Regions from separate parts of the Mus musculus genome. Here all the other regions are linked to region 3. Evidence: chromatin loops called from intact Hi-C (ENCODE). Cell type or tissue: heart. All regions are shown on one strand. Region 1 holds the start of Gm31242 (a long non-coding RNA gene). Region 2 holds the start of Chd1l (chromodomain helicase DNA binding protein 1-like). Region 3 overlaps Pde4dip (phosphodiesterase 4D interacting protein (myomegalin)).

What was found. A loop is a pair of places that touch in the nucleus more often than their neighbours do. Peaks named below come from ENCODE experiments on the same cell type or tissue, not always from the same donor. Only the 100,000 strongest peaks of a DNase experiment are listed, where the experiment ranks them.
Region 1: it touches region 3 in a loop (8-fold over the local background); 34 of 42 quality-filtered maps call a loop at or near these places.
Region 2: a loop joins it to region 3, with 2.7 times the contacts of the local background. A loop is called at or near these places in 3 of 42 quality-filtered maps.

The regions. Positions count from the first base shown.
Region 1 is chr3:97,676,348-97,684,347 of GRCm38, forward strand. It overlaps Gm31242 (a long non-coding RNA gene), which reads left to right and starts at 4,216. Exons shown (of 2, transcript XR_375880.2): 1 at 4,216-4,691; 2 at 5,227-5,714. n-TQctg2 (a tRNA gene) reads left to right here and starts at 5,112; the gene lies at 5,112-5,183. In heart, CTCF peaks have their summits at 4,372 (motif pointing right) and 5,643 (motif pointing right); DNase peaks (open chromatin) are centred at 4,474 and 5,604; H3K4me3 peaks cover 2,966 bases; H3K27ac peaks cover 2,738 bases; H3K27me3 peaks cover 577 bases.
Region 2 is chr3:97,605,847-97,613,846 of GRCm38, forward strand. Chd1l (chromodomain helicase DNA binding protein 1-like) reads right to left here and starts at 4,344. Exons shown (of 23, transcript NM_026539.2): 1 at 4,217-4,344. The coding sequence starts at 4,325. It also overlaps a transcript of Fmo5 not described here. In heart, a CTCF peak has its summit at 3,524; DNase peaks (open chromatin) are centred at 4,085 and 4,375; H3K4me3 peaks cover 1,592 bases; H3K27ac peaks cover 1,208 bases; H3K27me3 peaks cover 291 bases.
Region 3 is chr3:97,876,196-97,884,195 of GRCm38, forward strand. All of the region lies in intron 1 of Pde4dip (phosphodiesterase 4D interacting protein (myomegalin)), which reads right to left. Among named protein-coding and RNA genes, the nearest start is that of Pde4dip, 8.5 kb to the right of the region's middle. In heart, a CTCF peak has its summit at 3,263 (motif pointing left); a DNase peak (open chromatin) is centred at 3,236.

The DNA.
Region 1 (8,000 bases), 200 kb before region 3:
GTAGTGTTGGTGATGAGGCAACAGCACATCTTGTTCATCAGCATAGGGTGACCTCGCATTTCTTCCATGTCTTCCATCATCACTTTCTAGGGTCTGTATTTCAGATCTTTGGGGTCTTTTGGATCATGTTTTATTCATTTCATTTTATCATAAGTAGACTTATTAATTTTAGATAGTAAAATTAGATATAAAATTTTATAGTAAAAAAAGGTATAAAAATTGATTTTTTTTTTTTGGTTTGATGATTTTCCTATCTTGTCATTTTGTTGATTCATTTGTGAATGTATATAATTCTTAAGGTTTTCTGAATTTTATATTGCATCATCTATGAACAGGCAATTTCACTTCTTTTCCAATTTCACTTTTATTCACTCCCTCTTTCCCTTCCCCAACTCCCTGTCCTCTCCTTTAATGTATGCATATCTATATCTATATCTATATACATTTTGTTTGAGGCTGAAAGACAGTTAAGGAATATCCTAGTGTTGTACATAGAGTGAAATGGTAGATATGGTGGTAATCAAGGAATGTAATCAAGGAAATCAATAAAATAACTTTTGGGAAGTATTTTCTAAATTCATGATTTTATTGCTTCAGCTTGGCTCCAGTAGGCTTGATGAGAAACACCTAAGGAATGCCAGTAAAAATTCGTTCTTAGTGTAGGAGGTTGGTGAGCTGCTGCTTATATTCAAATGCTAAAATTTATACTCCAAGAACTGGTTGCTCTCAGGATACCAGCTTTTGTTGTGTAAACCTTGCCCCCCAAGTTAACCATGATTGGCTAAAAAAAAATACCTAGAGCTGGGCAGAAGAGAGGCTAGGTAGGGCTTCAGTTCCCTGGCTTGGAGGTTCGGGCAGTGACCACAAGGAGAGAAGAAGGAGATGGAAGGAGGAAGAAGGGACCATTGGGCAGGTGGATTGTAAGCTCATGGCCATGAGGGCTGGCCAGTTGGAGTAGGAGCTGCCCAGGTGGAACCTGGCAAGTGATATCTCGGGGTTACTGACAGGGAAGCAGACAAAATAGCACAGAGGACTGATATCTGCCCAGCTCTAGTGCTGTAAGGATTGTTATAAATATAAAGGATTTGAGAACTGACTGATCTAATGACCTTTCTCTCAAGTAGTTGCTGAAGGCTAGAAGCGTGCTTACAGAATAGAGCCTTTAAGGGGTCTGGGTGTGTTGTAGAAGGAAGGAGAGTGGGACAATACTCAGCTTAGTGTCTGATATATCAATCAATAGTTAGTTATTCATGCTCTAATTGCTATGGTACTGGCTGCAGATCTAAGGGTCACTTACACTCATATCACATACAATAGGTTTCTTTTCATGTAAAAGGTGGGATTCTTGTTTAGATTTTATATGTGAACACTGCTTCTATATCACCCGCACTCCCCATCCAACCCTGGCTGCCTTTCAAAATTCATGACCCTTACTTTGTTATTGTTACATGTATATACATGTAGCATACACACACATACATTCTACTGATTCGAGCTATCTTTGCTCCCATGTATGTGCTAGGGATGATCACTTGGGATTGGATAACCTATGTGGAAAGTCATGCACGCCTGGAAGAAACTGATCCTCCCTCTCGGTGAGACCATGTGGGTTGGCATGTCAACTGGTGTCATTATGCTGGTCTTGTTCTAGCAACCATATTGATAGTCATGGGTACATTTTCTCTGTCACGCCTAGGGGATGCTATCTAATGGTAGACAACCTGGGCCTCTGTTTTTCACAACCAATTGTTCTGCTCCCTTTTCTGTGATCTTCACTGAGCCTTAAATGTAGGGGTAGTGATGCAGACGTTACTAAACGTCACCACAGTCCCTTACTCTCGTCATTTTCACCAGTTGCCTATCTCTGTAATTGTCTCTATCTTTTGCAAAAGAAGCTTGTTTGGGGAGGGGCGGGTAAAAGCAACGCTTACCTGTGGGTATAAGGACAGGTAATTTAGAAAACAGTAAGATGATATTAGTTTAGGAAACTGGCAGTAGTGGGTCCTCTGTGGTCCATGACCTCAGGCACGAGGAGCTAGCTAGGTTTACAGTATCAGGTATGAATACCCTCCTGAAGAGTGGGTCATATGTCTGATCTGACAGCTGTTGGCTACCTCCAAGATAAAAGGACTACTTCTGCATTGCTATGGATGTTTTGCCAGGCCAGTCAGATATTTCTCTCTCTTGCTTTCCACTTTAGTATTTCAGACTGAGTCTCTCAGCAAACCTGGAGCTTATCCATTGCGAAAGACTGGCTGGCCAACAAGCCCCAGTGATCGATCGTCCTGCCTCCCCAGTGCTAGAAGCAGGAAGGGAGCACACTGCCATGACAGGTGTTTTTGCTAGGGACTTCCATCTACTTCAGAAGTACTTTACACACTGAATTATCTCACTGGGTCATTTTTTAAAATAATATTTTCATTCTTTGGAACTTCACACATGAGTATGATATATTTTGATCATATTCATCCCCGATGCTCCCTGATCTATCCCCAACTCCTCACTCTCTCCCAACTTGTCTGTTTTACTCTCATGGCATTTAATTTGTGCTGCCTGTATACCGTGGGTGTTTGGACTATCCAAATGAATGTGGTAGACCTGCAGGAGCCACACCCTTAAAACTGCTTCCCCTAGAAGCTATCAACTGCCAATAGCTTCTTGGCCAGGAATGGAGACTCATAAGGCCTTTCCACGATATTCTGGGATGTTGCCTGTCTTCATCTTGTGCTGGCAAATACAGATGCTGTGAACTCACGGGTTCTGTCCAGAAGACACCTTTGGTCTGGTCCTCCCTGTCCACTGGCTCTTATGATCTTTCTGCCTCCCTTCCTTAATGGCCCTACGTTTTGGGGGCAGCTAAGTCATCTTAAGTGTGGGAAATCGGGTTCAATCATGAAATCATTAACTCAAGTCCCATTTCTCAAATATAAGAAGACAGTGGCTTTGAGAGTTGGGTAGAAGAAGGCTGGGAGGGGTTCCTACAGAGGCTCTTTAACCACGTGGCTAAACCATCTTTTGATGCTCCAACGGGCCCCGTGAAGTTGGAGCTGCGTCTTCCCAGGAATATGTCATGTATTCAGGATTTTTTCCTCGAAGAAACTCTTCTTCTTAGATTAAATTATTTCCATATTTGGGAAGAATTGAGCCATCTTTCTTATTTTTCCTTATTTTCTCCCTTTCTCCTTTTGAGCATAACACATGAATCTCTTCTAGTTAAGTCACTCATATAATAAAATAATACTTTGAGAAAAATTGAATTCTACTCCCCTATACTGCCCCAGGGCAACCACTGTGGACCAGATTAAAAACTGCAGCTGTAACTCCCCGTTGTAACTTTTTTTGGGGAGAGAAGCAACTTAAGCATGGCAAGGTTTCTTTGGTCTATGATCCCAGAGGTTCCTGCCCATGGTTGGTTGGCCCCTTGCTTTCAACCTGAGGTGAGGCAGGATCTTTATAGCAGGCAGTGCATGCCAGAGCAGGGAGCACATGGCCCTGAGGTGATGCTCAGTCCATGGCCATCAAGAGGCAGAGAGCTGAGGGAAGAGGGAGGAGAGAAAGAGACCTGCACAAGGCACACCAGTCAAACTTGTCCCTCACTGACCCATTTTCTCCCACCAGGCTTCATTTCCTAATACTCCCTTGATGAGATTCGTGCCCTCGAGATCCCTAGGGTCTTGGGTCTACCCCTCAAAAGTGCTGGAGCCTAGACCTCACATAAGCCATAGGAGAAGCAAGGGGTATTGAAGACTTGTAATCCAAACCTTAGCACTTATCGAAACTGACTGATATAACTCAGTCTAAGAGGAAAATCCATGGGCTCCGTGTCTACTGCCACATAGACTCTAAAACTCTGTCCTCTATTCAATGATTAGTAGTGTGTGTGGTGGCCCATGCCTTTAATCCCATCACTCAGGAGGATCTCTGTGAGTTCAAGGTCAACCTGGTCTACAAAGCAAGTTCCCAGAGAGCCAGGTCTGTTACAGAGAGATCCTGTCTTGAAAAACAAAAAGAGTTAGTAGTACCCAATGTTGGCTGTGCACAGGTCTGGGTGGGAGAGTCTGTGCCATTAGGTATTTGCAGATCTAGCTGCAGCAGTTTTGAAGGTCTATGACACAGTCATGCTTTTTTCTGTGATCTCTAGGACTATGTTTGGAAACCACCCATATTCTGAATACTAAAATGTAGATGCTTTCTCAACTACCACTTGGCACCAGGAGGGAAGCTCATGTCTCTCTCCTACATAGATCTCAACTGTAGTTTGCTGACCTCGTCATTCTAAAGTGGCAAGTGTCACCCAGTTTTCTCCCCATCTTAATGGCATCACAGGCCCCACTGGTCCCGCTGTGTACACGTGCTGACGTAGCCACGAGGGGGCGCTGAGAGGAACCGCCACCAGTTTAAAAGGCACACTGTGCTCAAGCACAGCTTTGCAGTTCTAGGCGATTTAGCAAAGTGTCACCGGGTCCTCAGCTCTGAATCTGTCTGGTACTCACCTAAGGCCAGTGCCGTCCTAGCCCCAAGGGCTGCCCGGATCGTTTCACCCTGACCAGAGATGCAATGATGCTCCTCTAGTGGGTGCCCCGCCTTCCTTTCTTTCTATGGTTGCAACTTCCCAATGACTTGTGGCCTGTGCTACGCGGGGGTTGGGGAGCATGAAAGAGAGGGACAAGGACGGAAGAAGCAGAACAGAGGTGGGGCTGGAGGAGAAATGAGGGATCGGGATAGAAGTCATTAGAGCTTTCTGGACAATACGAGGAGGGGGAGAACTACAAAGCAAAATAAAACCTTTTTCGGGGGTGGCCCGGGGAGCGCTTGCGCAAGGGACTGTATGTCAGAACAAGAGACCAGCAATGCAGGAACAAACGGCCGTGCACTTCCCTGATTCCAAAGCGTTAGATCCACTTTCTCATTCTTTGAGACCCGCTTACCCCACTAGTAAGTGGACCACACGCCGAGAGCTGAACAGAACGAACCTGAGTGCGTCCGATTCTTCCGGTTAATTAGGTTGCTCTTCCTGACTGTAGAAATGCTTGAGGAAGAAATCGTGGGGTGTGTGGAGGCGGAGAATGGATTTGGTCACCTATTGTGAGTCAGAGCATCTCTGTGTGTAGGGTTCCATGGTGTAATGGTGAGCACTCTGGACTCTGAATCCAGCGATCCGAGTTCAAATCTCGGTGGGACCTTTCTCTTTAACCCACACAGGATCCATTTTCTTTCTGTTCATAGCCCTGGCTTAGCACAGGAAGGAAGGAAAGGGGAGCAGGCCCTGGCTTCACTCCTGCTCTAAGTCATTTGCACACCGCGTTTGCGTCCTATCTCTCAGCTCTGAGACACCAATCCACATCGTAGCAGCCCGAACACACCGCAAAATCCTGTCCTCTGCGACCAGCCTGGCCCGAGGCTCGCTGACACATCGCGGCTCCACGACCCTCAGGTCTGCCACGTTTTCAGGTGAGCTGGGGCCGAAAGGGTTTCAACACCTGGCTACAGACACACCCGAGGCTCCATCATCTCCTGTTCCTGCACACGATGAAGGGAATTTAATCGAGCTAGCCCTTAGCTAGCCCTTGCGTTTGAGCAATTTCAGTGCGTTTTAGCTCATTGAACTTCTGAGATTCTATTGAAACCAGCAGAGGCCGCTGCTGTCTCCTTAATTGAGACCAAAAGAGCTGAGTTTGGATCGCAGCGCCCCAGGTGGCTCCTCCCCGGGTCACCAGTCTGAAATCAACCGCTGCAGCTGCCTTCTGCCAGAACTCTGCCCAGGAAAATTCCACTGGAGAAGGCCGTGGGAATGTTAGAGGAAGGTTTACATAGCCTTCACGTGCAGGCGCCTGGAGAAATTGAAATAATCGTTTTCCTGTGGTTGGAATTTTGGGTAGTTACGAAGTATTGAAAAGTATAACTGCTGTTTTAGAGAGTTCAGGCTGGGATCTGAAAAGAAATGGGAGGTCCCATCAGAGGTGGTTGAGAGAGGTGGGGGAGGGGAAAAAAAGTCCCAATACTTCGGCCAAGAGGACGGAAGACTGGCGGAGTCCCATTCCCCTGGTAATCTGGAGACCGAGAGTGGCAAGGTCTTTTACCGCAAGTAAAAGCTTCAGCCCCTCAGAGCTGGGTCGGTGTTTATCAGGAAAGTAAACTTCTCTGCTTACTTAACGTCTTCGACCATTGGGACCTCGGCTTCCCTCTCTGGGTGGTGGCTTCAGCACCAATCGCAAGCGTTTAATTTCATTCTCACCGAGTCCTCTTGCTACAGGTGAAGTCTCATATCATCCATCGAGACTCAGAGGATAGTGACTGGCTTCTGCTCTGGTCCCAAATTGTGGGGTAAACATCCCGTCCCCTATGGAATCTGACCCGGGGGCCCAGATCTGAAGTAATGATACAGGCCAACTCCTCCTGAGACAAAAAAAAAAAAAAAAAAAAAAAAAGAGAGAGAGAGAACTCTCCAGAAGTTTCTGGAGCCCCTTACTTGCCCACAAGATACCTTAGGATACTGGTAGAAAAGTGTAGCCAATAGTTAGGGAAGATTTTGCATAATCCTCTGTTACAGGGTTTGGGGGACACCCTGCTCCAGAACAGACATTTCCGTTCTAGTTTGCTTTTCTGTTGTTGGGATAAAATATTCTGACCAATAGACTCTGGACATATCAAGAGTGACATTGTGTGTGCATTATTTTATGTGAGTCCCACCACTCAACAAGGTAGATATTTCCATTGTTTCCATTTAACAGAGTAGAAAGTGAAGCCTAAAAATGGGAATGGGTGGGTAGGGAAGTGGGGGGGAGGGTATGGGGGACTTTTGGGATAGCATTGGAAATGTAATTGAGGAAAATATGTAATAAAAAATATTTTAAAAAAAAGAAAGTGAAGCCTAAAGCAGTTAACTTGCCTGAGCCAAGAAGTCGCTTTGATTGATTAACAGATCTGTCCTTACTTGTCACATTCTAGAGCTGTTCACGGACGTAGGAGAGAGTTTATTTCGTTTCATAGATCATCGAGGGAAGTCAAGACATCCCTCGACTTAAGGCAGGCACTTGAAGTAGAAACTGTGGAGAAAAGCTTACTTTCTGGCTTGCTCACCTTTTCTGGTTCTTTTTTATTCAGCCCAAGCATACATAACTAAGGTATGAACCGTCATCCACAGTGAGCTGGACCCGCCTACATCAATTAGCAATCAAGAAAATTATCCACAGACATGCCCACGCACAATCCCATGTAGGCATCTTCCCAAATGGGGCTCTGCCTTCCTTGACACACTGTCAAGTTGACCACCAAGATTAGCCGTCGCAGGAGGACACTTGAAATAAGCGTGCTGGAGTCTGGAATAAGAGAGCCCTTTTCACTCCCACGGTCTGCATTCCACAAGTATAAACAACACAGTCACTTCACCAATATAATGAACACTGTAACACACGCCTGCTATGTTCTGCAAAGATGTACTGGCCAGCAACTTTCTCCATGGCGCTCTCCTGAGAACGGCATTTCACAGTAAGAGTCAGCAGCTTTGGTTTCCACTAAAGGAAAAGGCCACACTGAAATTTGAACACGGATCGCTGGACCCAGAGTCTAACATCTGCACCTTTACACCACGGAATCACAGCCCTGAGTAGCTTCTGATTGGCTGTAGATATGCAAATCCACCCCTCACCCCACCTCACCCCCGCCCTCAAGAATTTCCTCCCCAAGCACTTATCCTTGTCAGACTGGATCCAAGCAGGAGTTGTCAGATGCGGGGCTCACGCCCTCCTCCTCGTTGTCAGCATTCCTTTTATGCTCCGCCCCACAATTACCTGGCAACAGCCAGGTTCGCCTGACTCAGTATAAAAGGGGCTGCTTGCCTCTTCCTCATTCTCCACTCTCTTACCCTCTTACTCTTTTCCTTCTCAGTCCCTTCTCTCCCCATTCCCCTCCCCCCTCCCTCTCCACTGTCTCTACCCCCTCAACTCTCCTCCCCGAGGCCTAAATAAGCTCACCGAAGGGAGAAGGGGTGTCTCAGCATA
Region 2 (8,000 bases), 270 kb before region 3:
TCTGAATAAATACTTCCCTTCTTAAATCACTTTCATCAGATATTTTGTCACTGGAAATTGGTACCAAGAATGGAGTCACTGCTGTGATTAATCTGTCCATGTGGTTTACAGAACTGGTTTGCAAAAGGCGGGTTAAGAACCTAGAGCTGTAGGCTAAAGACACCCTAATATCCTGCAAGCTGGAAGCTACCGGGCATTTAGAAAACCAGAATGCCAACAGGAATTCAGGAGTATGGATGGGGAAATGGATGTTTCAGGGGGAGGAGACTCAACCTGGTGCATGCTGGTAAATTAACCCGACGGTGGGAGGGGCTTACAGCACTGGAAATGTTCTCCATCTTGACTGTGTAGACAGATATCAACTCCTAACTGATATCTTATTTTGCAAGTTGGTATCACTGGGAGAAACTGGATAGAGCCTACAGAGAGCTCTCTATATTATTTCCTGTAACTACCTGTGAATCTGTGACTGCCATATTAGAAAAGTTTAATTTTCTTATTTAAAAAAAAACGATTTATTTTGAATTATATGTGTGCTGTGTGGCTGTGTCTGGTTATGCGCACTTGAGTGCAGATGCACACAGAGGCCAGAAGAGGACATCAGATGCCATGGACCTGCAATGATAGGCAGTGGTGAGCTACATGTCTGTGCTCAGAGAACTTGGGTCCTCTGTAAAGGTGTACCTGCTCTATCTGCAGGCGATCTTCCCAGCCCCTAAAAGTTTAATTTTCAAAAATGAATAAAAATTATCAGTAGAGATAACAACATTAACATTTAAGAGTCAAATGCAGAGATATAAGATATCCTAAGTAGTTTAGACAGAAAAAGAGTTTAATACAGAGAATTAGGTCACTGTAAAGTTGTTGGAAAGACTGGAGGAATGGCCTCAAGGCTAGCACCTGTGTCAGTACCACAGAACTGGGCCACCATGTCCGCCTCCATGGACAGGAATCCAGAAAAACAAAAAGCAAACAAACCAAAGCAAGCCACTGTACAGTCAGCTCTAGAAACTGGTACCTTCCACCTTAATCCACGCCAACACAGATGCTCCACAACCTAGCCAAAGCCCACAGGTAAAAGCCACGAGGCCAAGAGAAAAACGGGAAGCACAGATCCACCTCCACTCCAGACTGGCTGTGGCTCTCCTGCTCCAAACTACATGCTTCCTTTCGGACAGCAAAGCCGTAACAGAACCACGGGGATCAGGGAAATGCATTCTGTTTTCTAACCTCTAGGGTCCTGGTTAGTGCCTCGCTCTCAGGCAAAGGACCAAAGTGACAGGGCAAACAAACTCACAAACCAAAAAAGTCAGAAGGTGCTTTCTAATCCAAGGATGCATAAACAAGTTTCCACCATTACTAACCGCCAAATGAACAGTCTGGTAAACCATAAAAAAAGCTATTTTTAACTTCTCAAATTAGCAATTACCAGTGTTGCTCAGTGTAAAGAAACTTACATTCTGCACTCTGTATTCTAGATATACTGTGATGAGGATTTAAGAATCCACAGCTATGGGTTGGAGAGTTGGCTCAGGGGTTAGGAACACTTATTACTCTTGCAGGGGACTCAAGACTCCCAGTACCACGTGGAAGCTCACAACTATCTGTAACTCTAGTCCCAGAGAATACAATACCCTCTTCTGACCTCCATAGGAGCCAGGAGCTCATGTAATACATACACATGCATGCAGGCAAAACACTCACACATAAAATAATAAATCTAAAATATTAAATTCATAACTGTAATAAGTATTTGGCTGTGATAATATCTACATTTCATATCTATCCCATGCATTCAAACCTGCACCCTCTTGTCTGCTCACTTTCTTTTATCAAGAATGCCCCTGCACACATAGGCTCCTCCTGGACCATTACATGCAGCTGGATTTGATCTGTATACAGTTCTGGCCCTTCTGCATATTTTAAAGTATCAATCCCAAGGCCACTGGCACGCATATAGGCAGACAAACATCAATCAAGATAAGCTTAATACACTAAGGCCAGTCCACAAAGCCAGATTTAAATCAGGTACAGATAGGGAGAATGATAAAGGGGAGGGGGGCACTCTCCTGGGAGGAAGGGAAAAGACTGGCTCAACAAGAGGGAAAACATGTCTGACCTGTACTGGAAACCTAGCTAACTACTCAGAAGGAAAAAGGAGGGTAAAATAACAGTACGGGTATCTAAAAAAGTCACAAAGAATCATACAGTTACGTATCTAAAACCAAAACAAACCTATAATAATGTAAATCTGTGTATAAATATACATATGTAGCTTTAACACACTCTTCTCACCTGGGCTGACAATGCTCCCTCCCAGAGCCAAAGACCACCCAATAAAAACCCAAATAGAAGACATGAGAAGCCCTCTTTTGAGTTGTTAGGATTGTAAACTAAAATTTCTTTTTCTGTAGGCATAAATTATTTCATGAGCACATACAGGGAAGAAAGGCCAGAAGGTTTTCAATGGATTGCCATCTCTGAATACTGCATTTATTCTAGTAAACAGAAAGGGCAACTGAACTGTGCTGTCGGGGCTGTCCAGGAGATCCCCAAAATAGACAGTCCATTTCTATTGACCTAGGGTGCATGCCCAGAGGTGGAAGGACTTGAGAAACAGGAATCAGAGAACCCTGAGCTGTAATGCTGCCTTCTACTAACACTTGTCCTTATACCCACAAATAAGCGCAGTCCTCTCCCCTCATCAAGGAAACTTTCCTTTGACAGAGATGGAGAGCAATAGAGAGGACCACAACCAATTAGAATGCAGAGTGTAGAACTCAGTCCCAATGGATAGATCCACACCTAAGGTATTGTGGAAGAGGGGACAGAAAGCAAGGTCAAAAACTTTGTTGTCAAATTGTGTCTCCAAGTAACACCAGACGCTTTGTTTACACTGTCACCAACATGACTGCCCACACATGCAGATAGTACCAGTGAGCATGCCAAAATGAACAGAGAGGAGCCATTGAGGCCTCAATCCTACACAAAGAACTACAGGCAACTAAGAAAAGCTAAGAGCAATAAAAGGGGTCTTCTCTAGGGAGGAGCACACCAACTGGCTGTCCAGTGCCAACCAGTCAGCCCTGAAACGTACATACAAGTGACACTAAACACACTGAACTAGTATATCTAGGAGTATTTATGTACATAGGTATAAGCATAGGATAACGATTAAGTGGGGGGAGGGAACATGGATTTGAAGGAGAGAATGGGAGGGTTTATGAGAGTGTAAAGAAGTAAAGAGGAGGTGTAACTATAATCTCAAAAATAAAAATTTTAAAGTTGAATATAAATGGAAAATATTAATATGAACTGCTTGTCTTTCACTTCGCCCTCATCGTCATCTGCCCCTCCTCTAAGCTAACGGAACTTTTTTTTTTTTTTTAAAGAACGAGTCTCTCTATTACATAGCCCTGGCTATCATGGAACTAGCTGTGTAGAGCAGGCTGACCTTGAACTCAGAGATCCACCTGCCACTGCCTTCCAAGCGCTGGGTTAAAGGGTGCGCCACCGCCTGGCAGAAAGGCACATTTTGTTGCCTTTCCAAACCCTCACCTTTTGGTGGTACTTGGCACGTGTAAGTCAAGCGCTTCCTTATGCTTTCAAAAGCACGTATCCGCTAGTAAAGAAACTGGGTCCTAGGGCCGCTATTTATTTTGTTTATCTGCTCCCCATACCCCACAGTACTCTCTCGACAGCAACAAATAACGACCACGAGGTGACAACTGGTGAGTCATTATGACTTTCCGTTACACCAGCACTACATTCCCAGCAGACACATAAGGAAAGGAGTCTTGGGATGTGGAATAGAGAGAACGCCGCAGGATGAGGATGCTCCAGGTCCACTGGGGTCTGCAGGCCGGCGGTCTCTAAATCTGGAACCTACAAACTGAGGTCTACACATCTGGAGCCTACACACCTGGGGTCCACACATGTGGGATCCCCTCACTTGGGACTCGTAATGGCAAGTGGGCTTAATACGAAAGCACAAGAGGCACAGGACAGGACAAACTTTGCTGGGCAGCGCAACTTTGAGAGTTCATTAGGGAGCCGCAACAAGTGAGTGCGCATGCCCAGTCGGCAGGGAAACGCAGACTGGGAGGAGCGAGAGCGGCCGGGAAGCTGCTGGCTCCCCCGCTGTCCCCGCGTAGGCCAGCGCTGCCGCGCGCCTTCCCGGCTCCCGCCCGCCCCCGGGCGTCCCCGGCCCGCTCACCAGTCAAGCCCCACTGCTGTAAGTCCGGTTCCTGCACCCGCGTCCGAAGCGGCTCCGGCCCGTGTTCGGCCGGCAGCGCCTGCAGGAAGCGCGGCAAGCCGCTCGCCATCCCGAGAGGCCCCGCGCCTTCGCTCCCGCGCGTGCGGAGTACAACGCACCGCCGCCAGAGGGCGCAGCTCGCGCGCCTTCCCACGCTTCCTTAGCACGCAGGTGCGGAAGACTCTGGTCTAAGTGTGCGTCTGCGACTAGGACCTAGAGGCTGCCTTTGCTAAAAGCTCTGACTCCTAACTTGGGTTGCTTGGGTAGCTAACAGCAAGCTCAAAACTTGGCAAGCTCCCCACCCCCCCTTAATTTCTTATCTGTCTTCTTTAAACTTTGGGTCCGATTCCTGAGCAGCTTTCCATGTTTTCAGTTACGATGCACATGCCTAAAAACTAGTACTACAAGGTAGATACGTCTTATATTATCTAACCTTTTTCTTCATGTATGACTAAAAACACCAAAATAAGATTAACTTTATCTCTTAAAATGTGTAGTGACAAGATACATTCAAAGAAAAGACCCTGGTGGTACATTCCTGTAATCTCAGCATTGGGGAGGCTGAGGCAGGAGAATTTGTGAGTTCAGTCTAGCCTGGGCTGCAAAGCAGGAAGGTGTCAATAAATAATAAAGATCAAAGCTCAGTTAGCAGAATGCTTGCCTCGAATGTACCAAGCCCTCGGGTGGGGCATGAGGGTGAGCACCTGTAATCCTAGCCCTAGGGAGCTGTCGGCAGGAGGACCGGAGCTCACGGTCAGCCTCAGCTACACAAGTTTGAAACCAGCCTAAGGTGCAGTAAACCTTTTCTTAAAAATAAAGTGCGAGAGAACTTCCCCCCCCCCCATCCCCTCAAGATTCCAAGAGTAGCCATTCAAACAGAACATCTATGTGTGATAAAAACAAAAACAAATAACAAATAACTAATGGCCACGTTGTCCTAAGAAGGACCAAGGCTGGCCCCACTATGCAGAAGTAGTCCTCTAATGACTAAGGGACTTTACCCATCCCGTTATACAGACTTCTCCAGGAACACACAGAACCAGAACTGAGGTACAACCAGATCAAGAGGGGAGATGTCAGATACACCAAGGTCATCGCACCCCTCTGTGATCAATTATCCCGTTATACAGACTTCTCCAGGAACACACAGAACCAGACCTGAGGTACAACCAGATCAAGAGTGGAGGTGTCAGATACACCAAGGTCATCGCACCCCTCTGTGATCAATTACGTTGAGGTTAAAGATTAACTCAAAAAAAAAAAAAAAAAAACAGTTCTCAGTGGGTACTTGAAGTTTCTTGTTTATAATATGAACTACTAGTGGGCTCTTACAAGAACATAGTGTGTTATCTGTCCCTTACCAGTGGAACTGAACAAACTTGCCCCCGTTTTCCAATAGAGCTGTATTGAATACAGTCCTTTTTTCACTAGTCGTTTTTCCATTTGATTGGGGGGGGAGGGGCAAATGGCTGGACCTGGTTTGTTGAGAGTCCCCCCAAATCAAAACTCTGGCAGCACTTCTGACCGTACTCTTGAGTCCCCAAGTCACTAGAAATGCTTACCAAGGGTTGGTTTTGAGTATCAGCTGTTATTTAACCAACACTGCCATCGTGTGCCTCGTGTGCCAGATTTCCCCTGTACTGGGGAAATAGAATTCAGTTAACAGTCCAGGCAGACAGTGCTAAAGCTGTAGCTGGAGGCACTCCGGTTCTCCTGAAGTGCTTTCCACTCACTTATAACCGCTTTCTTCCCCTCCATCTAGGAATAAAATTAAAATTGGAAAGAAAGTGATTGATGCCGACCAAAGCCATGGGCGTTGCATAGTGGGGCTGGACTGACCCTGTAGGCTAGCTTGTCGGTGGCAAGGCTTCCTCAAACTCCTGAGAGGAAGGTGTGACTTTCAAGGGCTTCTCTGGAGTGATTTTGCATCTGGTCTCTCTGTCTCACTTCCTTCTCCCCAGGTTCTAATCTGCTAAAGCAATGCAGTCAACCACTCGCCACTTATTCAAAAGCATTCCTATTTTCTTCTTACTTAAAGTAATCCAGAGAGAGATAAGAATCTAGCTTTAAAGGAAGCAGACTGCTGATACATTGAATCTGACACTTAAAACACAGCTAAGAAGAAAAAAAAAAATAAGTAGCTGGGAAATTCCAGGTCTGTGCATGAGGTAACATGAAAGTTTTACTCTGGCTCTTACATGAAATGAATCTATAGAGGGCAGGGTGGAAGCAGAGAGACAGTTCAGAGGCCATCACAAAAGCATGGGCAGGAGGTGGTGTGTGGTCAGCGTGATGCAGGGTAGCTATGAGGAGTAGATACACTGAACAGGTCAAGCCAGTAGGAATCACCTAGAGAGAAATGGAGTGGAGGAGGCTCGCTTTTGGAATTCAGCCTGCATACATGGTAGAAAACGTCACATGAAGGAAAGAAGACAGGATGAGGGATTCAGAGACTATCATGAATCCCCAGGTGTCCTGGAAGTGCATGAAGACAGAGTATCCCCATTCAGTATTGGTGGGAACACCAATTAGCACAATCATGAAAATGGCGAGTTGCTCATACATCTAGGACTAGAACAGTAATATGACGGAGCAGTTCCCCTACTGCACATATATCTAAAGAAGCGATCATCTGTTTCAGAGAGCTATCTGCACCTCCATGCTTACTGCAGCTGATTTTCTAACAACAGCCAAAAGGTAGAATTGGAGGACACCATGCTGGAAGGACGGCAGTGGGCAAGTGGAGAGGCACAGCCCCGGGGGCTTCATTTCTGGCTTGCTTCTAGCTGCTGTTTGCCGTTGCTGTCTTTCTCATATATCTAATGTGGTGTGAGTGGGTCTGGGAAGACCCTCACTGCCTATAGTCTGGTGTGGTTGCCTCTTGGGAGACAGCCCACTCTGTTGGGCAACTTTCCTACACATCGGTATGAAGATGAACTTTCATAAAATAATATCGTTTAGATGAAACTAATGATATTAGAGAATTCCTGATTTGATTTAAATAGTTTTAGGAAGTTAGAGTCGTTGATAGAAAGTTTAAGGAGGTGGTTTAGGTGGCTTTGCTAGGAAGGTATAATAAAGTTAGAATTAACAGTAGGAGCACGGGGAGCGTCCGTGCGTGGCAAGCACGAAATTGTACTAGGAAGGGAAACACAGGCTTGCGACAGCTAATGGTCAAAGGAAACAGTCATTCCCAGCTTGGTTCTGAGTCCTGGAGCTTGTGATCTAGGGATGTGGCCACAGGTTTTGGTGTGCACCGTGAAAAGATGGGGTTATGAACAAAAAATAAATCATTCTATAATGAGTATAATAGAGAATATATTATTAGTCATTTTAGCTGAACAAGTCTTCAAAACTAAGACATAAGAGAGATGATGAGCTGTTTCTTACTAAATACAAATTGTCGTCAGGGAGAAACTTGCTACTATAGGCTGGCTGGCTTAAACTTTGTTAATCAATGACAAAAGAATTACTGCTTTGGGGTTATGATGAACTTATAGAGAGAAAGATAGATGGGAGATGTTTAATTATGAGTTTCAAAAGAATACATTAATAATCCTGTTGTAAGCTCCTTTTGTGTAATGTTTTAAGCTGTTCTTGAAGAACATGTTCTTATGGTGATTGTTTTTAGAGTGTAACTTATAGCTATGAGGTAATCTTTTTTTCTTGCATGGAGAATTTTTGTGTTAGATGGTGTAAAAAGTCTAGGAGAAAAAATAAAGTTGTTGAAGCCTGCTTGTTGAAG
Region 3 (8,000 bases):
TTTTATTTCTCCCCAGGCCTAGGCCAGTGACCCCGAATTTCCATTTATCAGTTTCCTGCCTTATCATAAGACCAAGTTCTGAAATTGAGAGGAAGAAGAAGTTTCCCTAATTTCCTTCTCCCTGTGTTTAGGAGTGAGTGAGTGTGTGTGTGTGTGTGTGTGTGTGTGTATTTGTGTGTATTCAGAACCCCAACCCTCCGTTGGCCCGCCTTATCTGTCAGCTGTAACAAAAACCTCAAAGAAGGAAATTATGAGCAAGGCTTCAGACAGCTGGCGGTAATTTATGCCCCATCCCAGCCTTTCAACGCCGCTGTTTATATGCATCCGATGTTGGGGGAGGGGAAACCGTGCAATAAACGTGGCATGTCAGTTTCTCAGAGGGACTTTGGAGCAGTAAGAAAAGACCTGTGTGAATTTTCTGTGTCATTCTCCTTATGTTGAGCATACAAAATAAGCCTTAAAAATTGCGCAGACCCAGGCCGATATTATGGTCAATAAATACATTTCTGGAAACAATGCTGACATAAATTCCTAAGAAGCTTCCAAGCATTCTTGACAAGCCACCATCACTAAAACCAGAGTCACTCTGGGATGTGGCAAGCTGTTCTAGCACCAGATCGCCAACCAGTCCAGGATGGCTTGTGTGTGAGCCATAAGGAGAGGAAGTGTGTGGAACGGCAAAACTTGGTTTAAATCTAAGACTGGAGTTTTGAATTATGAAAAAGTTTGCTAAGAACAATATAACTATGTCCATCCACGGTCCTTACCTTTGAATATAGCCATCTACTACCTTACCCCTGAGTACAGGTAGATAGATGAGAGAGAGAGAGAAAGAGAGAGATACATACATACACACATATAACCTATCTTTGTTTTTTGAACATATTTCCACTCATAATTGTTTCTCTTCTTGTGAGAAGAGCTACAAAACAGCACAATAAAGTTTTACAAATCTCCTACTTGATTCATCATTCATTAACTGTTCTCCACAATTTTTCCTCTCTCCTCACACACATATACAATTATTGCTGCCATCCAAGTGAATCACTGAAAGTATAATGTGAATTTCTCACTACTAAAGATTTTAGTATTTCCTAAGACTAATTAAAATTATTAAATATCTGTGATTGCACCTCGTCCTGTCAGGCCAGCTTTTGTCCCTGTTAAACAGAAAACTTTGCTCATCTGAAGTCCCTGAAGCCAAGTTCTTGACATCTAACTACCCATAGCCACCCCTAACTGGTACTTGGCTCACATCTGCACAATCAAGAGGGCTCATCAAGTAGTCACTGCTAAGACAAAGACAAAGCCCTGACAAAGACAAATTTCCCCTGGAAGGCAGCTTCTTGGCAGTTTAAAACAGTGGGGTTCCCCCTTCTTTCAGCTGGCAGGGGTTCAAAAACATCAAGTAAGTTCTAATGAGAACTCACTCCCTGCATGCAGTTTCCCCCGTTTTCATGTGAGCCCCAATACTATTTATTGTGTTCTATAGCAAGCTTCTGGCAATTCTAACCAAAAGACAAATAGACCTCTAACACTCATTTATCCTGAATATGTCTTAATTCCATTCTCATACCAGGCCCATGAGGCAAAATCCAATAAGTGATATTCTAATGCAATATTTTAGAAAACAAAACTAATGTTAAAATTTCCGTGATGGCCTGCTGTGCATGCGTAAGGACCTGAGTTCAAGCCCCAATGCACACTGAAAGATTCTATCTCAAAAAAGAAGCGGGGGGCGGGGGGAGGATTTCTGAGGAATGACAGGCAAGCCTGAGCTTTAGCCAGCATACATACGCACATGGACTTGACATGTGCCTGCGTGCACACACATCTGTGATGAAATAAATCCTGGGAGGTGTACCATGCTTCCTTCCTCCTAGCCGTGGCCCTAGTTACTCATTCCTGGAGGCCATGCTGAGGTGCATCAATAAATGTCAAAGCCCTAGATGCACCCAGTTGGTATTCTCTTGTGCCGAGATCCTCAGATCTTGTTAGCCCCAGCTCTCGGTCTGTGGATTGTCAACCACCAGATAGCAAATGGTCCCTTTAGATTCCATAAGGTACAAGCGACTGCCTGGAAGGCAGATAGACCAGTACACAATGGCACTTGCATGCAAGCCTAGCAATGTGAATTCGATCTCTAGAAGCTACGTAAAGATGGAAAGAGAGAATTGACTCTTGGTATTCCCACCTTTCTGAGTCCCAACTCACTCAGAAAGGTGTAACTATTTCTTTTTTCTTCTGACTGTCTTTCAGATGCTGGCCAGGACCTAAGGCTGCTTTTGAACTCTGCCTAACACTGTGGGCTTCCTTACCCCTTTGCCTCAGTTCTGCTCCTCATCTTGTGGCTGACCTCTGGGCAGCCTTACAGCAAGCAGTATGAATCTGCTGCCTTCTCTTCCTCGTTCTCCTCCTGCCTTCCAGGCAGCTGCAAGACTTCCATCTTGTCTGTCAGAAGGTTTTCCTTTTAAACACTAACAAATCACCCTCAATCTTCCGTTTGAATCCATTCTTAAATTCTTTTATTAAGAAGACTAAAGACACTGAAGAAGAGCCTCGAGTTTCCCAGGTATTGTATGGTGGCTTCCCTGGGTCACCCCAAGCTTTCCTGTGACACTGTGTCATATACTTTGACTTTCCACGTATATGCTGTCGCTCCTCTCACAATAACTTTAAAAGCAACTACGAGACAAGGTCAGCTAGTGTGACCTATTTCTCATTTCAAATCTCAGCTGGAAGTTGCTGTGATCACTAAGGTGCGGGGGAGGGGGGAAGGCTGCGGGGGGGGGGGGGGGAGACAGTAGGAAGGGCAAGGGGGTAGAGGAGAGGAGAGGAAAGAAAGATCAAGTTACTTTGAGGGCAGCCTTTTCATTTGTTACTCCTGTTTTGCATTTGTTTTGTTGTATTCTGAAAACCACATCTCATAGAACTCAAACTCCTGACCTTTCGGCCTCCATCTTGCCAAGTACGAGGATGGCACATGGGCGCGTAGGCACGCACGCACACACATCATTGAATTTCAAGCATTTGTCTTTCAACACAAAACCAAATCTTGTTGCACCTTGACTCTTCTGTCACATGACTGGAAGCAGCAACGCTTTCTTCATGTTTTATGCAGGCTGTAGTGACTTCTAGCTGCCTTAGGACACTTCCAACCTGGAGCCTCTCTATCCACTGGTAACAGCTGCTTGTCAAAACTTGGTATCAAAACTTGGATGCTGTGACAATAAAAGCCACCCTCATGCGCCCCCTGCTGGTAGAATCTATCTTCCTGCTGCAGCCTCGTGGGTGTATTTTATTTGGCCCTAAATGCTCCCTGTAATTCGTTTAACTATTTTCTGTTTTCATACTCACCTATTGTATTCGTTTTTGCTACCTGATACACCTTTATAGGCATTTTGCTTATTTCCTAGTGCTAGGGCATCACGGGCCTGCCTTCTTACATCCTTATTAATGTCTGGTTCATATTGTCACCATCTCTCCGGTCTTGTGTTTGATTCTGTTACCTTCGTGGGTTGTTTGTTTGTTTGATTGATTGATTGATTGATTGATTGATTGATTTGGGACAGGATCTCACTCTGTAGTCCTCAATGGCTTGGAATGCAGATCAATTAGCCTTGAATTTGTGGCAATCCTCCTGCCCCACTCCTAAGTTCTGGAATTGAAGACATGGACCACTGTGTCTGGTCCCTGTACCATTTCTCATCTATCCTCTGAGTGGAGCACTGGACTTATGGTCCCAAAGCTCAGTGTAGTGAGGCAGACCCCTGGCCACGTGCCTGGTCTACTCTGCCAGATTCTACTCTCAGATTGCTTTTGCTGAAGTATGCATAGCTCAGAGCTCATTCGATTGATACCAAGGTCAAGATCTTCAGCTCAGGCCGATTTTCAAGGATATCTTGTGCTTGCTTCAGTGACGTAATTCCTTCAACAAGACTACATCTTCTAGACCTCCCCAAACAGCACCACTAACTGGGAACAAAGCACTCAAGTGCCAGGGCCTGTGGAGAACAATCTCATTCATGCTGCCACAACGGTGAGGAAAAATGGGTAGAAGAGTGACCATTGACTATCATTTTATAGTCTGTGCCTCTTATGCATATTCTCTCTGAAACGAGTTTCAAAGTACATGAAGTTCATGAAGATCTTTCTTGCTGAAAGCCCAATAAAGCTATGTTGCAGAATATCACTGTGGGTTAATACAGCCAGAGGTGTTACAGAGTGAACTATACTGGAGACAGCATGGATGCTGTGGTGGTTTGAATACTAACATCCCCCACCCCACCCCATCCCTGCTCATATGTTTGATTTGTGGTCCCCAGGTTGGGGAGCTATTGGGAAGGGATTAGGGGTGTGTGGCCTTGAAGGGGAGGTGTGTCACTGGGGGTGGGCTTTGAGTTTCAAAAGACTCATCCCTCTCATAGTGAACCCTGCCTCTGCTTGGGGATGGAGATGTGATGACTCAGCTGCTGCCAGAGCCATCTGCTGCCATGCCTTCAGTCCAGCACCATAAAGTCTAACCCCTGGGAACAGGAAGCCCTATTAAACTTTCTTTTCTTTTTTTTTTAAACTGTAGAATACAAAATATTTATTGTTCTGATAAGGAACAAAGTGGCAATTCTTAATCAGGATAGTCTAGGTACCAGGGTCACGCCCCATCCCAAACAAAATAAAACAAAACCAAGAAAAACCAATAGAAACCCACTGGGTCTATTACCTTGATGGTTCTTAGATTTCTTTCTTTCTTTCTTTCTTTCTTCTTCTTCTTCTTCTTCTTCTTCTTCTTCTTCTTCTTCTTCTTTTTTTTTTTTTTTTTTTTAACTTTACAAAGGAGGCAGCCTGGTGGGTTTTCACAAAGTAGACTGTAACACAGCAGACATTTAGGGACCATATATTCCATATTTTCCAAATAAAATCTTAGTTTCTTTTCCCTTATCAAACTTGATGGTAAATCTTTGTCTAGCTTAGAAGTCAGAAAAAAGAATCACCAAAACACGGACTGCCCTCTCCTCCTGTTCCAGGCATCATGAAAATAAAATGTAACTCTGGAATGTGATCTGTTCCAAGATTTTAATGTAAAGTAAAAAAAAAAAAAAATTAAATCCAGATGGATAAATGGTTAGGAGTGCTGGCTGTCCTTGCAGAGAACTTAGGTTTGGGTCTCAGCACCCACATGGCAGCTCACAACGATCTCTGAGTCCAGGTCAAGGGGATGTACCACCCTCTTCTGACATCTTCAGGCATTGCACACATGTGATTCACGTAAGTACAAGCAGGCAAAACATGTACACAAAAACATTGAACAAAATCTTTTTCAAAGGGTATTAATAATACATCTAGGATCTATGTTTTCTGCCATCCTGTTAGTTCTTCTCTCTGTTAAAGTAAGGGTTGATGGACGGTCAGTTCACCGGTGCTGCCTTGGGCCAGAGGTGTTGTTTCAGGAGAGCTCGGCACATCTCATTGGTGAAATAAACTTTCTTTTCTAAGCTGCCCTGGGCCTAGTGTCTTGTCACTAACTAACATAGATGCTGAAAATAGGATGCTGTTTCTGCTTGTTCACCGGGTACCGTCTCCATGCCAACATTCCTCCTCACTTTCTGGGAGCTGCTGTAGGGAACTGGATGTGCAGTGGATGAGGACACACAGTGGGCAAACTTCTGAACATGTGTGCCTATTATTCTGTTTTGTGGTTTCTTTGTGGTTTGAGCAGTATCCCAGATTCCCCTTTGAGATTTGCAGTTCACTCTTTTTTTATTAACCTAAATATGGTGTACCCTGACGCTTTTTTTTTTTTTTTTTTTTCCGAGACAGGGTTTCTCTGTGTAGCCTTGGCTGTCCTGGAACTCACTCTGTAGACCAGGCTGGCCTCGAACTCAGAGATCCACCTGCCTCTGCCTCCCAAGTGCTGGGATTAAAGGCATGCGCCACCATGCCCGGCCTGACACTTTTTGATATAGTCTCAGTCATTCGTCTCTCTGTGATGACCTTCATGGGTTTTACCGTATGAATGAGAAAGTACGTCCTCACAAGGTCAGACTCTGTAAAGCAGTTTATTATCTTAAAGCAAGTGGGCTATTTAAATGTGTGCTGAGTTGGGGACCAGGTCATTTTTTTCTAATTCTAGCAAAGGACTTTACATTTGACTTTTATTGACTCATAGTTCTGTTTAGAGTTATTTTTTAAAGGAAATATAGCCTTCTTGGCATCACAAAGGAAGAGCTTTTAAACATAGACAAATGAAAACAATTGCTCTACCGTGCATGACACAGATATTTAGCACCTGCTCCTTAGGCTTGCAGTCTGCTACTTTACAGCTGCGTGGCCTTGTCAAACTGCTTAACTTTTTAAATGCAGTTGGGGATAATAATTAATATCATTCTTGCAGGGTCATAATGAGGATTGAATGCTTATTTAAAAACGCATAGAGCCCGGCATATAGCATGTGTTCACAAACACTGTTTATAGTGGTGGAAGAGACGGCTCTGTGGTGAAGAGGACTTGATGCGCTTCCAGGGGACCCAAACTCAGTTCTCAGCACCCAGATTATGCCTCACAGTCATCTGTAAGTCCAGCTCCAGGTGCTCCTATGTCATCTTTTGACCTTCTTGGGCATAGGCATGCTTGTGGTGCACACACACACACACACACACACACACACACACACACATATACGTATGTATGTGTGTGTGTGTATACATATATATATATATATACACATACATATATATATGGAAAACATCACTAATATACATAAAATAACTCTTTAAAAACCTAAAGCAGTATTGATAACAGAAATTATAAATAAGCTAACAGTGATGACTGACTGTGCTGTTTCCCACAGATAACTATACAGTAGTTACAGGAGTCTCTTTAGGTCTTTAGGTCTAGCACACATCAACTTATGAATCTGCTCTGACAAATAAGACCCAGAGAACCAGTGATTTGAGAGGATTGGAGTATTACCTGGACATATGGTCTCTGAATGTTCCCCCCACCCACCCAAAAAAAAAAAAAAAAAAACACATCACCATTTGGTCACCAGGTGCAGCCTTCCAGGCAGGTATTCTAATATTTAAAAGGGTCCTGACCATTTGTGCTAGCTAGTTTTATATCAACTTGACACAAGCTAGAGTCATCTGAAAGGAGGGAACTCTATTGAGAAAATGCCTCTATAAGATTGGGTTGTAGGTAGGCCTGTAGGACATTTTCTTAATCAATGATTGATGTGGGAGAGTCCAGCCCATTGTGGGTGGTTCCACCCTGAACTGGTGGATTGGAGTGCTATAAGAAAGCAGGCTGAGCAAACCTTGAGGAGCAAGCCAGTAAGCAGCACTCCTCGTGACCTCTGCATTAGTTCCTGCCTTCAGGTTCCTGCCCTGACTGCCATTAATGATGAACTATGATATCGAAGAGTAAGCATGTCCACCCAGCAGCTGACTCAGACAGATGCACAGTGGATGGAGCTTAGGAACTCTTATGGAAAAATAGGAAGAAGGATTGTGGCCCCTAAGGGGATAGGAACTCCACAGAAAGACCAACAGAGTCAACTAATCTGGCCCCTTGTGGCTCTCAGAGACTGAACCACCAACCAAAGAACATATGCAGGCAGGGACTAGGCCTCCCTGAACATATGTAGCAGATGTGCAGCATGGTCTTCATGTGGGTCCCAAACTGGAGGGGGGTTACTATCCCAAAAGCTGTTGCCTGTGCATGGGCTATGTTCTTCTAGCTGGGCTGCCTTGTCTGGCCTCAGTGGAAGAGGATGTACCTAGCCCCACAGACTTGATGTGCCAGAGTGTGTGTGTGTGGATACCCAGGGGGATCCTCACCAGCTCAGAGGAGAGGAAGAAGGGGTATGGGGGAAAGGACTGTATGGGGGGGGTTGTGAGCAGGAGGGGGACAGTAAGTGAGATATAAAGTGGATAAGTAAAATAAATAAGCAAACAAAAAGAAGAATAAGTATAATAAACTCTTCCCTCCCCAAGTTGCTTTCG